Regions from separate parts of the Homo sapiens genome. Here region 1 is linked to region 2. Evidence: read pairs that join two places in POLR2A ChIA-PET (ENCODE). Cell type or tissue: PC-9. All regions are shown on one strand. Each heading gives the region's core, and the rest is flanking DNA. Links, peaks and the distances in the headings are about the cores only. Region 1 overlaps LINC01122 (long intergenic non-protein coding RNA 1122). Region 2 overlaps LINC01122 (long intergenic non-protein coding RNA 1122).

The links. ChIA-PET counts read pairs that join two places held together with the same protein. Peaks named below come from ENCODE experiments on the same cell type or tissue, not always from the same donor. Only the 100,000 strongest peaks of a DNase experiment are listed, where the experiment ranks them.
Region 1: POLR2A ChIA-PET joins it to region 2 with 14 read pairs; 2 of 35 experiments call an interaction of 5 or more read pairs at or near these places.

What each region holds. Positions count from the first base shown.
Region 1 is chr2:58,687,165-58,695,510 of GRCh38, forward strand. All of the region lies in intron 2 of LINC01122 (long intergenic non-protein coding RNA 1122), which reads left to right. Among named protein-coding and RNA genes, the nearest start is that of LINC01122, 170 kb to the left of the region's middle. In PC-9, for the core only: no CTCF peak of the experiment used is centred there; no DNase peak of the experiment used is centred there.
Region 2 is chr2:58,629,176-58,637,521 of GRCh38, forward strand. The region is part of intron 1 of LINC01122 (long intergenic non-protein coding RNA 1122); the gene reads left to right. Among named protein-coding and RNA genes, the nearest start is that of LINC01122, 110 kb to the left of the region's middle. RefSeq lists an enhancer at 3,687-5,364. In PC-9, for the core only: no CTCF peak of the experiment used is centred there; DNase peaks (open chromatin) are centred at 5,086 and 6,006; H3K4me3 peaks cover 1,114 bases; H3K27ac peaks cover 1,981 bases.

The DNA.
Region 1 (8,346 bases), core at 95-8,094, 58 kb after region 2:
ATGCTTTTTCTGACTTGCATGCCAACAATTATTACCCCTGTTCTGATGACTCCCATCCCATTTTACTAGCTCCTAAATTCTTCCCTGATCTTCAGACTTATGAATCCAGTGGCCTGGCAACTGGGCATGTAGATGAATATTGAAATCATCTTTCCTGTATAAGCCTGGGTTTTCTGTCCTAGTTGTGGCATCATTATCCTACAACATTCAAATAAAAATCAACTGTTTTTTCCCATTTTGGTGTACTGTAATGTGTTTCTTGAATCTCCTTTCTCTCCATCTTTATTGTAGTTGTCCTGATTCAGGTCCACGTATTTGTCATCTGAATATTAATTTTGTTTTGATCGCTTTAATGTATCATTATAAATTTTATCATTAAATATATCCATCATGCTTTCTATTTTTTAATTTCATCCATTGCTTTAATGCTTTGGTGGTACTAATCTACCATGAAATAAGTTAAATATTCATATAGATTTCCCTCTAGATTATTATGGTTTCCTTTTTTATTAATTATTAATGCTTTATAGTTTCTTTTCTTTTTCATGTTAAATGTTCTTTCATTTTATTATCATTACTTATTTAAGGTTTGGATACTTGAATTTTTCTTGATTGAGTTTCTTGAATGTTTACTCCAATAATTTTTGCAAGAACTAGTTCTTACAATTATTAATTTTAGTATATTTTTATTTTTTAAAACATTTTTACTTATTTCTGCTTTCATTTTTAATAGTATCTTTTTTTTCTGATTTTCCTAACTTTTCTTTGTTGATAGCATTTAGGATATGAATTTGCCTCCAGGTTACAGCTTTTTAAGCAACATGTGTTATAGTATGCAGTACTTTAAAAATATTCACCTTTTATATATGAAGAATTTCACATGTATGTAATGTAAGCAGAATAGTTTAATCACCCCCCAGGTACCTATCACCAAACTTCAACAATTATCAACATTTTGCCATACTTATTCCCCCATGCCCCCATTTTTTTTGCAGTATTCTAAAGCAAATCCTAGATATTGTGAAATACAGTAATATTTATTTATATTTTTAATTTTGAGTTTCCTACTATTAAAAAAAGTTTAGATTATATATGTGTGTAAGTATTTGCATGTTTATGTACTCATATGTATATATGTGTGTAAGTATTTGCATGTTTATGTACTCATATGTATATATGTGTATTTGTGTGTATATATACAGACACTCTGATACACATGCACAAACATTTTCAAGTAATTGGTGAATCTTTTAAGCTTGATTAAAATATTTGCAGTTTCAGGGAATGTAGTCAGATAATTTGATCTGCATTATTTCTGCTTCTCCTAATAAACTTCGTTCTTCTTATAGATCATTATCTCACCAATTTGACAAACTATGTGTTCTTCAAATGCAAGGAAAATCTGCTTTTAGCGTTGGAAGCACAATATATTTTATCAACTATGCTAGTCAAATTTCCATGCTACCATTATCTTAATTATAATAATCCAAATCTCCATGTTGTCAAATTCGTCATGTTCTGTCCAAAGCTGGGAACATTGTATTAAAATCTATTATGACAACGTTTTCATTTTTATCTGCCTGCCAATTTTTGCTTAATATATTTGGATGTTATATTATTTGACTCATAAAGGTTCATGGCTGATATATCTTTTATGAAACTTTTATCAATATAAAACAACTCTCTTTTATTCTATTTTATGCTTTTTGTCTTGAAGCCTACATTGTCCAAAGTTAACACTGTCACTTTTACTTAAATTTAATTTGTGCTCTCTAGATTCCTCCTCTCCGGGCAGGGCATCTCTGAAAGAAAGGCAGCAGCCCCAGGCAGGGCCTTATAGATAAAACTCCTATCTCCCTGGGACACAGCACCTGGGGGGAGGGACAGCTGTGGGCGCAGCTTCAGCAGACTTAAATATTCCTGTCTGCTGACTCTGAAGAGAGCAGCGGATCTTCCAGCATGGTGCTCAAGCTCTGCTAAGGGACAGACTGCCTCCTCAAGTGGGTCCCTGACCCCCGTGCTTCCTGACTAGGAGACACCTCCCAGCAGGGGTTAACAGACACCTCATACAGGAGAGCTCTGGCTGGCGTCTGGCAGGTGCCCCTCTGGGAGAAACTTTCCAGAGAAAGAAACAGGCAGCAATCTCTGTTGTTCTGCAGCCTCTGCTGGTGGTACCCAGGTAAACAGGGTCTGGAGTGGACCCCAGCAAACTCCAGCAGACCTGCAGCAGAGGGGCCTGACTGTTAGAAGGAAAACTAACCAAACAGAAAGGAATAGCATCAACATCAACAAAAAGGACATCCCCACAAAAACTCCATCTGAAGGTCACCAACATCAAAGACCAAAGGTAGATAAATCCATGAAGACGAGGAAAAGCCAGTGCAAAAAAGCTGAAAATTCCAAAACCAGAATGCTTATTCTCCTCCAAAGGATCACAACTCCTTGCCGGCAAGGGAAGAAAACTGGACAGAGAATGAGTTTGATGAATTGGCAGAAGTAGGCTTCAGAAGGTGGGTAATGACAAACTCCTCTGAGCTAAAGGAGCATATTCTAATTCAATGTAGGGAAGCTAAAAACCTTGAAAAAAGGTTAGAGGAATTGCTAACTAAAATAACCAGTTTAGAGAAGAATATAAATGACCTGATGAAGCTGAAAAATACAGCATGAGAACTTCGTGAAACATACACAAGTATCAATAGCTGAATTGATCAACTGGAAGAAAGGATGTCAGAGATTGAAGATCAACTTAATGAAATAAAGCATGAAGACAAGATTAGAGAAAAAAGATGAAAAGGAATGAACAAAGCCTCCAGGAAATATGGTACTATGTGAAAAGACTAAACCTATGTTTGATTGGTGTACCTTAAAGTGATGGGGAGAATGGAACCAAGTTGAAAAACACTCCTCAGGATGTTAACCAGGAGAACTTCCCCAACCTAGCAAGAGAGGCCAACATTCAAATTTAGGAAATACGGAGAACACCACAAAGATACTCCTTTAGAAAAGCAACCCCAAGACACATAATCATCAGATTCACCAAAGTTGAAATGAAGGAAAAAACGTTAAGGGCAGCCAGAGAGAAAGGTTGGGTTTCCCACAAAAGGAAGCCCATCAGACTAACAGTGGTTTTCTCTGCAGAAACCCTACAAGCCAGAAGAGAGTGAGGGCCAATACTCAACATTATTAAAGAAAAGAATTTTCAACCCAGAATTTCATATCCAGTCAAACTAAGGTTCATAAGCAAAGGAGAAATAAAATTCTTTACAGACAAGCAAATCTTGAGAGATTTTGTCACCACCAGGCCTGCCTTACAAGAGCTTCTGAAGGAAGCACTAAATATGGAAAGGAAAAGCTGATACCAGCCACTGCAAAAACATACCAAATTATGAAGACCATCGACACCATGAAGAAACTGCATCAACTAAGAGGCAAAATAATGAGCTAGCATCATAATGACAGGATCAAATTGACACATAACAGTATTAACCTTAAAGGAAAATGGGCTAAAAGCCCCAATTAAAAGACACAGACTGGCAAATTGGATAAACAGTCAAGACCCACTGGTGTTGCTGTATTCAGGAGACTCATCTCATGTTCAGAGACACACGTAGGCTCAAAATAAAGGGATGGAGGAATATTTACCAAGCAAATGGAAAGCAAAAAAAAAAAAGCAGGGATTGCAATCCTAGTCTCTGATAAAGCAGACTTTAAACCAACAAAGATAAAAAAAGAGAAAAAAGGGCATTACATAATGGTTAAGGGATCAACACAACAAGAAGAGCTAACTATCCTAAATATATAGGTAACCAATACAGTAGCACACAGATTCATAAAGTTCTTAGAGACATACAAAGAGACCTAGACTCCCACACAATAATAGTGGGAGACTTTAACATCCCACTGTCAATATTAGACAGATCAACGAGACAGAAAATTAACAAGAACATTCAGGACTTGAACTCAGCTCTGGACCAAATGGACCTAATAGACATCTACAGAAAACTCCACCCCAAATCAACGGAATATATGTTCTTCTCAGTTCCACATTGCACTTATTCTAAAACTGACCACACAATGGGAAGTTTTGGTCTATTGCACTCCTCAGCAATTGCAAAATAACAGAAATCATAACAGTCTCTCAGACCACAGTGCAATCAAATTAGAACTCAGGATCAAGAAACTCACCCAAAACTGCACAACTGCATGGAAACTGAACAACCTGCTCCTGAATGACTGCTGGGTAAATAACAAAATTAAGGCATAAATAAATAAGTTCTTTGAAACCAATGAGAAAAAAGACACAATGTACCTGAATCTCTGGGACACAGCTAAAGCAGTGTTTAGAGGGAAATTTATAGCACTGAATGCCCACAGGAGAAAGTGGGAAAGATCTAAAATAGACACCCTAACATCACAATTAAAAGAACTAGAGAAGCAAGAGCAAACAAATTCAAAAGCTAGCAGAAGACATGAAATAACTAAGATAAGAGCAGAACTGAAGGAGATAGAGACACAAAAAACCCTTCAATAAATCAGTGAATCCAGGAGCTGGTTTTTTTTTAAAAGATTAACAAAATTGGTAGACCACTAGCCAGACCAATAAAGAAGAAAAGAGAGAAGAATCAAGTAGACACAATAAAAAATGATAAAGGAGATCACTACTGATCCCACAGAAATACAAACGACCATCAGAGAATACTATAAACACCTCTATGCAAATAAACTAAAAAATCTAGAAGAAATGGATAAATTCCTGGACACATACATCTTCCCAAGACTAAACCAGGAAGAAGTCGAATCCCTGAATAGACCAATAACAAGTTTTGAAATTGAAGCAATAATTAATAGCCTACCAACCATAAAAAGTCCAGGACCAGAGAGATTCAGAGCTGAATTCTACCAGAGGTACAAAGAGGAGCTGGTACTATTTCTTCTGAAACTATTCCAAACAATTGAAAAAGAGGGACTCCTCCCTAACTCATTTTATGAGGCCAGCATCATCCTGATACCAAACCGTGGCAGAAACACAACACAAAAAGAAAATTTCGGGTCAATATACCTGATGAACATCAATGCGAAAATCCTCAATAAAATACTGGCAAACCAAATTCAGCAGCACATTAAAGCTTATCCATCACGATCAAGTTGGCTTCAACCCTGGAATGCAAGACTGGTTCAACATACACAAATCAATAAATGTAATCCATCACATAAACAGAACCAATGACAAAACCCACATGATGCAGAAAAGGCCTTCAATAAAATTCAACACCCCTTCATGCTAAAAACTCTCAATAAACCAGGTATTGATGGAACATATCTAAAAATAACAAGAGCTATTTATGACAAACCCACAGCCAATATCATACTGAGTGGGCAAAAGATGGAAGCATTCCCTTTGAAAACTAGCACAAGCGAAGGATGCCCTGTCTCACCACTCCTATTCAACATAGTATTGGAAGTTCTGGCCAGGGCAATCAGGCAAGAGAAAGAAGCGTATTCAAATAGGAAGAGAGGAAGTCAAATTGTCTCTGTTTGCAGATGACATGATTTTATATTTAGAAAACTATCTTCTCAGCTCAAAATCTCCTTAAGCTGATAAGCAACTTCAACAAAGTCTCAGGATACAAAATTAATGTGCAAAAATCACAAGCATTCCTATACACCAATAATAGGCAAATAGCAAGCCAAATCATGAGTGAACTCCCATTCACATAAATACCTCCCATTCACATAAAATACCTAGGAATACAACTTGCAAGAGATGTGAAGGACCTCTGCAAGGAGAACTACAAACCACTGCTCAAGGAAGTAAGAGAGGACACAAATAAATGGAAAAACATTCCATGCTCATGGCTAGGAAGGATCAATATCGTGAAAATGGCCATACTGCCCAAAATAATTTATAGATTCAGTGCTATCCCCATCAAGCTACCACTGACTTTCTTCACAGAATTAGAAAAAACTACTTTAAATTTCATCTGGAACCAAAAAACAGCCTGTATAGCCAAGACAATCCTCAGCAAAAAGAACAAAGCTGGAGGCATCATGCTACCTGACTTCAAACTATACTAGAAGGCTGCAGTAACCAAAACAGTGTGGTACTGGTACCAAAACAGATATATAGACCAATGGAACAGAACAGAGGCCTCAGAAATAATACCACATATCCACAAGCATCTGATCTTTGACAAACCTGACCAAAACAAGCAATGGGGAAAGGATTCCCTATTTAATAAATGGCATTGGGAAAACTGGCTAGCCATATGCAGAAAACTGAAACTGGACCCCTTCCTTACACCTTATACAAAAATTAACTCAAGATGTTTTAAAGACTTAAATGTAAGACCTAAAACCATAAAAACCCTAGAAGAAAACCTAGGCAATACCATTCAGGACATAGGCATGGGCAAAGACTTCATGACTAAAACAGCAGAAGCAATGGCAACAAAACCAAAAATTGACAAATGGGATCCAATTAAACTAAAGAGCTTCTGCGCAGCAAAAGAAACTATCAGAGTGAACAGGCCACCTACAGAATGGGAGAAAAATTTTGTAATCTATCCATCTGACAAAGAGCTAATATCCTGAATCTACAAAGAACTTAAATTTATAAGAAAAAAACAACCCCATCAAAAAGTGGGCAAAGTATATGAACAAGCACTTCTTAAAAGAAGACATTTATGCGGCCAAAAAACATATGAAAAAAAGCTCATCATCACTGGCCGTTAGAGAAATGCAAATCAAAAGCACAATGAGATACCATCTCACGTCAGTTAGAATGGCAATCATTAAAAAAAATCAGGAAACAACAGATGCTGGAGAGGATTTGGAGAAATAGGAATGCTTTTACACTGTCGTTGGGCGGGTAAATTAGTTCAACCACTGTGGAAGACAGTGTGGTAATTTCTCAAGAATCTAGAACCAGAAATACTATTTGACCCAGCAATCCCATTACTGGGTATATACCCAAAGGATTATAAATCATTCTACTGTAAAGATACATGCACACGTATGTTTATTGGGGCACTATTCGCAATAGCAATAACAAAGACTTGGAACCAACCCAAATGCCTATCAATGATAGACTGGATAAAGAAAATGTGGCACATATACAACAATGGAATACTATGCAGCCATAAAAAAGGATGAGTTCATATCCTTTGCAGGGACATGGATGAAGCTGGAAACCATAATTCTCAACAAACTAACACAGGAACAGAATTCCAAACACCACATGTTCTCACTCATAAGTGGGAGTTGAACTATGAAAACACATGGACACAGGGAGGGGTACATCACACATTGGGCCTTGTCAGGGGGTGGGGGGCTAGGGGAAGGATAGCATTAGGAGAAATACCTAATGTAGATGACAGGTTGATGGGTGCAGCAAAGCACCATGGCACGTGTATACCTATGTAACAATCGTGGGCATTCTGCACGTTTCCCATAACTTAAAGTATAAAAAAATTAATTTGTACTTGGTTGAGAAATCTCTAGTCATTCTTTCATTTTAAACATGTATGTGCACTTTTAAATTAGAGATATTATAGTAGCAGCACATTGAATGTGTCTTTTTACTCAATCTTCTGGTAGACTTTCTGCTATTTCTGAGTTTTTCAAAACTGATGTTTGAGTTTCTCTCTTTTCCTTGTGTGTATTTATCTCCCTTTTATGTTTTATTTCTTTTCCTTCAATTTTTGTATTTTTAAATTTTTTGCTACCTTTGTTTTGGTGATTGTTTTTGAATGGTCTATGCTTTCATGTTTTCTATTGATTAGGAAAGTAAGAATCTGAATATTTATTCCACTCACTTTCCAAAATATCCAGCCTCTATTTTTTTATATGAAAGTTAAGAAACAATAACTTTTGTTTATTCACAAGGAAAGTGTTGACATTCCCTGCTCCCAAACCTCCCAGTCCCTCTTATTTATATGAAAAGTGGTGCTGGACTCAGAATCAGCTTGATATTATTAAATTATTTTTGCTTCAGATCTATTCTTTTACAAGATTTATTTTTGACATTTGAAATTAGATTTGAAAATGTATTTATGATTGGTATTTAGGCCTAATACTTATGTTTATTTATTTCAGGGTTCATCGCTAAGATTTATATTCTAACTTTCCAAAATTTAAATTTGCAAATTAAATTTTAATTTGAGTATTAGTAGTCTTTTCTTTCCAATCTATTTTCCTTTCACCTCAGATTGTTCTTTCTTTATGACATCTTGAGGATGCCCAAGAGTTTTCTAAAGTTGTTTTCCTGATTCCTATAAAACCAAGAAATATCGAAAACTTCTAAATGGTACTCTTTGCTTATAGCCATATGTAACCACAGGTCTCTTG
Region 2 (8,346 bases), core at 329-8,328:
ATCATTTGGGGAAGATGCATTCGTTGGCTGTCATAGATAATGGATAGAAATTGTGGTCATATACATTGAATTGTACCTGTATTTTCACCTCATTAAGACTGGTGAACACCTAACCAGAATAATTAAAGAAGGTGCATGTATGTCTGTGTGTATGTGATGGGTTTGGGAAGCAGGGAGGGGAAAGGACACCACTGAATACCCTCTGCCACAAGTAGTGAGAACTGATAAGAAAGATGGTTAATGAATTACTAGTGAGTAGAAAGAAAAATTTTTCTTGCTGTAGCTATCAAGTCCAGCTTTTCATTTTTTGTTTTTGTGAATGAGGAAATGATCTCGTTATTACTTTATTGATCTAGGCCAAGTGCTTAGATACATTTCTCTCAATTTTTGAAGTAAAAGTTTCTTTGTTCTCAATTTGAAAAGGATTTTCTTTTCTCTTCTTTTTTTGGTCAACCCCTCTGTGTTTCTGCAATATCGGGCCACCAATATGACTCCAATAGCACAGTCACACATGTGATGAGATGAGGGACAGACATGGGAGCAGATTGTCCCAGGCGGCTACTTTTCTGTTGACTTGGACGCAATCCTAGGGGAAAAATCATTTTAAATAAGTTACTCTCTTTAAATCTTAAAAGTTTCTGGGACAGCAGGCAGGGACTTGGCAATGTGCTGGTAATGTGTTTTAGCCAGGATGGTCTTCAGAAATATGCTTGAGAATTATTAACTTGTCTGGGCATAATTTAGCAGTATTTACTGTCTGTTCCTCTGAGTCATTGCACAATCTGTACTGTCCCTGGGATATTTAGACCTTCCTGGCCTGGCCTATTTTGTCATGTAATAATATATAAAAATACAACCATTCTTAAAGTGCAAGCATGTACCCTGTCGGAGTGTGACCTCTTTAAGTTAATTTTTATGCATCAAAGTATTTGATATTTACCCAAACATATTCAGATCTCTCACGCGGTGTTTTTTGTTTTTTTAATTTTTAATTTTTTTTTTTTTTTAATGACAAAAACATCATTGATCTGACAGCTTGCTCTCCAGGGAAGAGATATTGTGGATAGCTTTAAAGCCTAGATGCTTCCAAAGTCCTTTTCTTCCACCAGTCCCAAAGCAGTATGTCTGGAGTCGGGGCAATGCAGCTTGCCACCATGGCAGCTGGGAGTTTGACAGTGTTATGAAGAATTGCAACTGTTGATCAGTGAATTGTTACAGTGTTGATGACAGCGTTGCAAATTAATTCTGAAATTAACTGAGGGGACATGAAGAGGTCCCACTGCTTATCTGAGAGAAGGAGGGCAGGGTAAAAATTATTGGTGGAGATGAGTGAATATGAGAATCACATTCAGAAAATTGTGTCTACCAATCAAGGTGGTGGGTACAATTTCCATAGTCTTTGGGAGAGGCATCTGCCTAAGGAAAATTGGTGGCTGAAAGATACATGAAAAAGAGTTATGACTGAATGTTTTCAGTACTTTGTTATTTTAGAAATGATTTATTGAACTCATTGCATCTTAGAGAGGAAGAATTAATAGGTTGCTATTTTCCTTCTGTTTTAAAATTAACCCAATATTTTACAAAATTGAAACAATTTTTCAGAGTTTCTCTTCTTCTTCCTGCCTCCCTCCACAGTTTTGTAGCAGGATTTTATTTATTTTTTATTTTTATTTTTCCAAATGAAAGTACCTTCTAGTTCTGAGTCTTATTTTGGCTACGTGTACAGAATGCTGTGTACCTGAAACCAGAGGTATCCTTCACCAGTTTGTAGCAGCCATTAACATATGCTTTTCCCAAGGTTTCGTGTACTTATTCTGAGCATGTGCCTTTTACAATGCAGAACACAAGAGACTTGTTTTGTAAGATTAATGAAGGTCACCAAAATTCTCAAAAGTATTCTGATAATTAAGGCTTTGTTTATCAAAAACAAGTTATATTAAGAGCAAAAAGATTCATGGTAATTATTCATAATCTTAACAATTCAAGTGTAGCCACCTCATTTGTGCATTTAATTCTTCTTGTTAATGTTTTGCATAAATCTGCATAATTACTTGAGTTGCCTGTTGTAATTTTGACAGCTACTCAGTTCATGTGCACTAAAGTATATCAAAAGCTTGATGTGCTGAATATTTATAATTTTACGTATGTTCTTGGGATAATATTTTTTCAACAATATTTTTAGTTTTTATAAAATTGACACGGTATACTTGGAAACTTTGCCAAATGTAGCTCTCTAAAATAGAGAGCTCATCAGGGAAATAAACTAACATTTAAAGGTATAGAACCCACCCCGGGCAAATTTTTTCAGTAATCCAGATGAATTATGCCTGTCATGAACTATTTTTCTCTCTCAATCTTTCTCCCTTCCTTTTCCTTTATCTTTTTTTCTCTCTGTGTCTCTTGCTCTCTCTCACACACACATACACACTAACACATATATGATGCAAAAACTTCAGATTATGTTTTTATAGAAGTCTTTTAAATTTAGGACACAAAGTTTTTCTTTTCTTGTTTTAAATAATTATTTTGTAAGGATGGGAATAGCCAGATGCTTCCCTTCTGGATATTAGTAATAGTGTAATAAGTAAATAACCCCAGGAAAAACTCTAACCAAGTCTCATTAAACTTGCATTGTCACCTGAATTCTATAGTGGAAGGGAGAAGGCTATAATTCATTTTGTTATGTAGTTTTTAAAATGAAGGGAAGTGTTTTACTCAATGGGAGTTTCTTAGCAGGCGGATTTTTTAGGTAATATAAGATGTCCAAGAAATAGCCATTCCTAATCAATGTAGTCACAGGGAAATAATAGTAGTAAGAGAAACCCATCACTAAAGTGATATTATGCGCCATCCAAACTCCTGTTGAGGAAAAGATTTTATGGATTGAGAAAATTCTAACCTCTTCCAGATAAATGGAAGCAGGCATGATTTTAGAGTGATAGCAGATGTTGCCATTGTTTGTAAATATCCCTGTGCTTGTGAAATATTGAGACATTTCAAGCCTAGATCTTAGAGGAAATTTTATTGGTTTTTCTCAGATATACTTGGGGGAGTTTCATCAGTTAGTTGAAGTTGTGTAATTGATTGTGCTGATATCAGAATTGAAATAAGATATTAAAACAAGGTAAGCTTAAAATTCTTGTCACTGACATTCTTACAGATGATTTTGAAGTATCTCTGAGGTTCTGTTTTACATGGAAACACTATGGTTTATTCAGATTGCCCAAATTTGGTTAGTTCATTGGTTTAATAAACATTGAAGGTGCCGATACTTTCATGAAACATTCTGTAGCATCTGCATACACCATTAAATAGGAGATGACATTCCTTGGATGTCGATTTAATAATTTAATATTGTTTATAAATAATGTTATTCTAAGAGTAGTACAATATCCATTTGCTACACATAGGCATTTTGACCGTAACACTTTTTTCAAAAGTGATGTAAATGTATTAGCTTTCCACTATTAAACAGCCTGCCAGTATTTCTGAGCTATTATAATCACTTAAATAAGGAAGCCAATGAATGAAAATGATTACCTAAGAGAACAAAGATCTTATTTATTTATTAGAACTAAGCTCCTATGAGATGGCAGAAGCTCCTCTCATGAAAACAAATTGCATCAGTAATCCATTAACAGAGTTTTTTGTTTTTTGTTACTGTTTTTTTCCTAAGACTTCTCAATGCATTGAAAACATCATTCGATTTTAGACTACTGGGAGTTGCTAAATACACTTATTACTATGGGATTATTTTGCAAAAAAAAAAATGAATAAAAAGGGGAATTTTTAAGGTGACCAAATATCAGATAGATTTATCTAGAGTTTTATATATAGGTATTTCTGTGTATTTGTGACCTGTATGTCTCCATGGATGCAACTTGTGCATACAGACACACACATATGCACATTCACACACACACACACCTGAGATTGATTAAAGTTAAAAGTGCAGTCATGTGCTTCTATTTTTCACCTTAATGAGCACTCAGAAGTAAGTGAAAAATTAAAAGGTGGTTGGTTATATTTAGCTGTAGCTGTACACTCAATATATGTTGCACACAGTAGGAAATGAACATAAAATCAGTGAAAAAGCCTCAACATTGCAGCTATATGCATTAATTAAAAGAAGTTTGTTAAACTAAATTTGAAAAAAAACTTCTTTAATTGTGTTTACCCAAAAGGCTTTTCTTCCTAATTTAAATAGCATAAACATCTGGACTAAAGCAATATTAGAATCATGGCAGTAGTCAAGCAAATCTTGTGGAAAATAATGAAATTAGATCCCTGGTGTTGTGACAGAGTAAGGGCAGGATACATCAGTTCGATGTTAATAAAATTTCCATGAATGACTGAATACAATTAAGAAATTGTCAGTTGCGGCAATGAACTTTTGTAGCTCATAGATGTTTGCATCATTTGATTATGCTGGCAATTTAAAATTGTTTGTTAGTGTCTGTGTTGGGATATTAATTATGACCTTTATTACAGCCCACAATTAAACTAGTCATATAGCAACAAGCAAACTGTGTTGTGATACTGAAGGATCTGAACTATTTACAAAGAGGTCTGTTGGGTTTGGAGCCACCAGTGCCCTTTCAAACTGGAAATGATTTTAAAAGATGCAGTAGTTGAGAAACCACAACAACTGGGATGAGTAAGCCCTTTAATACAAGGAGTTCTTTTTAATAGTGTTTTAACAGTTTTAATTGCTAACAACATCTGTAAAACTGGAAAAAAAGCATTTTTAACTGTGACTCTAAGATAAGCTTTCCCTGTTCAGGAAGAGAAAACAATTATTCATTGGTTAATTAGCTGTAAACAACTTTTAAAAGATACATTCATTATATATGTAATTATTTGAAAAAAGGCTTCAATGTTATTTGTACTAATGCATAATTATTAGTGCTTGCTAAAAGGATTAACAGGACTTAGATGACCACTATTATTGCGGAGTAGCACAGTGAAGAGATGAGATTAGCATCAGGAAGGAATGTGTTATGATGAATCAGATAGGAATTTTTTGTTTTTGCTTTGTTTTTTCTTGTTTGCACACGGTAGTAGAGGTCACGTGGAGTCACATTATATTTTCAGAAACAATGTGTTTCAACCTCAAGTAATAGTACTTTTCATCTTTGTTTTTATGACACATAAAATATCTCACTAGACAAGTTTTTCTCTCCTAGAGTTATATTGTTGCTATGATTTATTATCTGTTCATTTATTTGTTTATTTACTTATATTTACCTTTGAGAGCTTTAAAAAAATCAACACTAAGTTATATTTTAAACTTGTGGTTATTAAAAACAAACTAGTTACCAGTAAAACCATGAGCTAGTTAGTCTCACTTGTGCTTATTGCAGCCACTGTATTATATTTATTAGATCATGTACCATGTTCCCTATAGCATGTTTGCTGTTTCACAACTATTGGTAGAAATTAAGTACAATAAAAATAGTTTGGTCTGATGTTTGAATTTCAGTAGATGAAGTTCAGTGTTGACCTGCTTCTAGTGTTCAGTGATTTGGTTGAAACAGAATAACTTGGATATTTTGAAGTAGTTTGGGTATTAGCTTTTCTCCTCCCTGCCCTCTATGTTTTGTTTAGCTTCCTCTTCCCATTACATTTAATTGGCTACCTGATACCATTATTACAGACTCAAAGTTGTGCATTTCATGCTGCAGTGATGTTGATAAAGATATTGCATAGCCTGGGGCAAACCCAGGGCTTTTGTACTTTTTACTACTGTATATTATAATTAACTCATCTTAGGTGGGCCAAAGGTTTGTCATGGGCTTTCTTACCACAACAGCCTGGATTTGATTCCACTCGAGAGCCCCACCACCCCCACCCCAACCCGCCAGTCTTTTTTTTTTTTTTTTTTTTAAGAAAGAAATGAAGTTCTGGAGCTTTGGTTTCAGCATTTGCAAACCTGTTTCCCAGGGTGCCAGTTAAAATCCCAGTGGTGGTGACTCATCTCCTTTATTTCTCCTTAAGGCCACTGTGAGATGAGACCTCGCCTGGAGCACTGTGCAGACAGAAAAACTATTGCATATTCCCAATAAGATAGGCTTTCCTCCGAAGTCCTTGATCAAGTTTTCTACTCTAAACTGAGAATGTTAGTGTCTTTGTGAGTCACTCCAGCCTCTATTACAGAGCAATAATATTTTGAGTTTGAAAATTTTTGTAGCATTTGGTATGAGCTTGCCATCTCTAAGCATTGCAGTTTTTGTCTTGAGTGACAGTGATGAGGGGGCAAGCCTGCTTGGGCTATCACGTTGGCTCAAGTAGCTAAGCTAAACTCTCTCATGCCTTGAGAGACCTTAAATGTGACATTATTCCAGTGTCTATTGAACTTTGAGTGTACTTGAGCACTAGTCAATCTGCTGAATTATCGGATACCTCCCCTCAATTTCTCCCCCATCTTTATCATGTGTCCTAAATATTTGAAGGAGGCGAAGGTGTCAGGAAAATTTACCTATAAAATCCATTCATTTATTAAATATTAAAATTCCAAATTCAAACACAGCCATGGCCTTTAGCATACAGGGAGTTCTAAATGAATGCTGTAGCACTGTTATTTTTGTTAGTTGACAGGGAAATTATTACATTTTTAAGGATTTGTGAATTTAAGCATAGATGATTACTTTGAACGTTGGGGTTTTGCAAATGGGAAGCCTTGTTGCTCAATTTACTAATTTATTTTGTGATCTGTGACTAAACTGAGTAAAAATGCAAATAGTACAAGGCCCTTTCCATTTTATCACCAGATCAGTTTACTGATGGGAGGATCAGAGTCACTAAACACTCCGACACTCTTGTGATTCCTAAGTAGTTGGGCATTAAAAGCCGCTAGTGAAGACTAGGAAGATTGTGGTGGTTCACACAGGGAGGTTTAAATGAAATCTAGTTATTTATTTTAGGTTTAAAATGAAGAGTCTCCAGCTCAGGTTTATTGGCCATTGTGACAGTACAAACAGGTCTCTTCCCCATCACATGCAACAGTAAACTGCATTGCTGGGAGGTGGCAAACTCATGCAAAAAGGAAAGCACTTGACAAGGGCTGAGTGAATAATGCTGCGAGCTTAAAAAGACCCTGTTAAATGCCTTTGTATGTTATTTGTATACAATTTCTGATTCTTAAAAACTGAAAATTATATTTTTGATTCTTTTTCTTCTCGCATTTTTATAGTGATCAAATAAGTTTCCTTTAACATTATAATATTAAAAATAATTCAAGAGAATGTATTTTTTCATATTATATATTAAAATGAAGTTAGGTCATCAAGGGAACACTAACGAGGGACGCTATTGTGGTACAGTGCATTGCTATATATGTTTAGAAACATTAGGGGTCAATTGAAATCCTGATATGATTTAATCAGCATTTAACATGTGATTTATTCTGAAAATCCAGTAGAGAAACTATGAAATTCCTCTACATAGTAGCCATTCATAGACTGAAATGCCTTTTAGTAGAAAGAATGGAAAACGTGTTCCCAAATGGGAAACATAATCCCAAAAGCGATCCACAACCCATATTCAACATCTCAACAATATGAGATGTTGATATGAAATGTAAAATGAAATGATCTGATATGGCATATAAGTTGATTTGTTTAGCATTGTCTCTTTCAAAAGTCTCTTCTTTTTTGTATTATACTTTAAGTTCAAATGTCTCTTCTTTAGAAATTATTGAATCAGACTAAGTGATGTAGCTCATTTGTGCAATAGGTCAGGGACTGGGTTGCAGGAAGCACACACATGTAGTCTACAATTCACTACCCAAAATCCCTGAGACGGAGACGTGTTTAGAAATTTTCTTTTAGAAAGGTACTATGGTGCATATACCGCAGATTATGCAATATCTCCAGCTGGGTCTGGGGCAGCACCCTATAATCAAACACATTCATGTTTCTGCATCGCAGTGTATGAATATTCACATTGAGTGGGATAAATAAAGATTCTAAATAATCTTCTTGAAATTAGTTCAGGTCTGGTTTTGCTGCCACATGAGTTATGAAAAGCCTTTCATAGCTTTTTGTTTTCACAGTTGCAGATGGGAGATTGTGGACCAGTGTTTCTATACTCAAGAGACCCCTCCAGTTACCTTTGGTGTCATAGGTTTTCATTTTTATATCAGTCAGGTCATAATATGTTGCTTTAATCAAACAAGCGAGTAGGGACAAATATGGCAAGAAACTTATGGTTAGACCTATTTGTTTAAGTCAACAAATATTTATTGATTAACAAATATGAGCCAGGCACAGTGCTGGGCACTTAGGGGGATATAGAAGAAGTGGAATCATGGTCTCTGCCCTGGTAGAATTTATAATGAAATTAGAC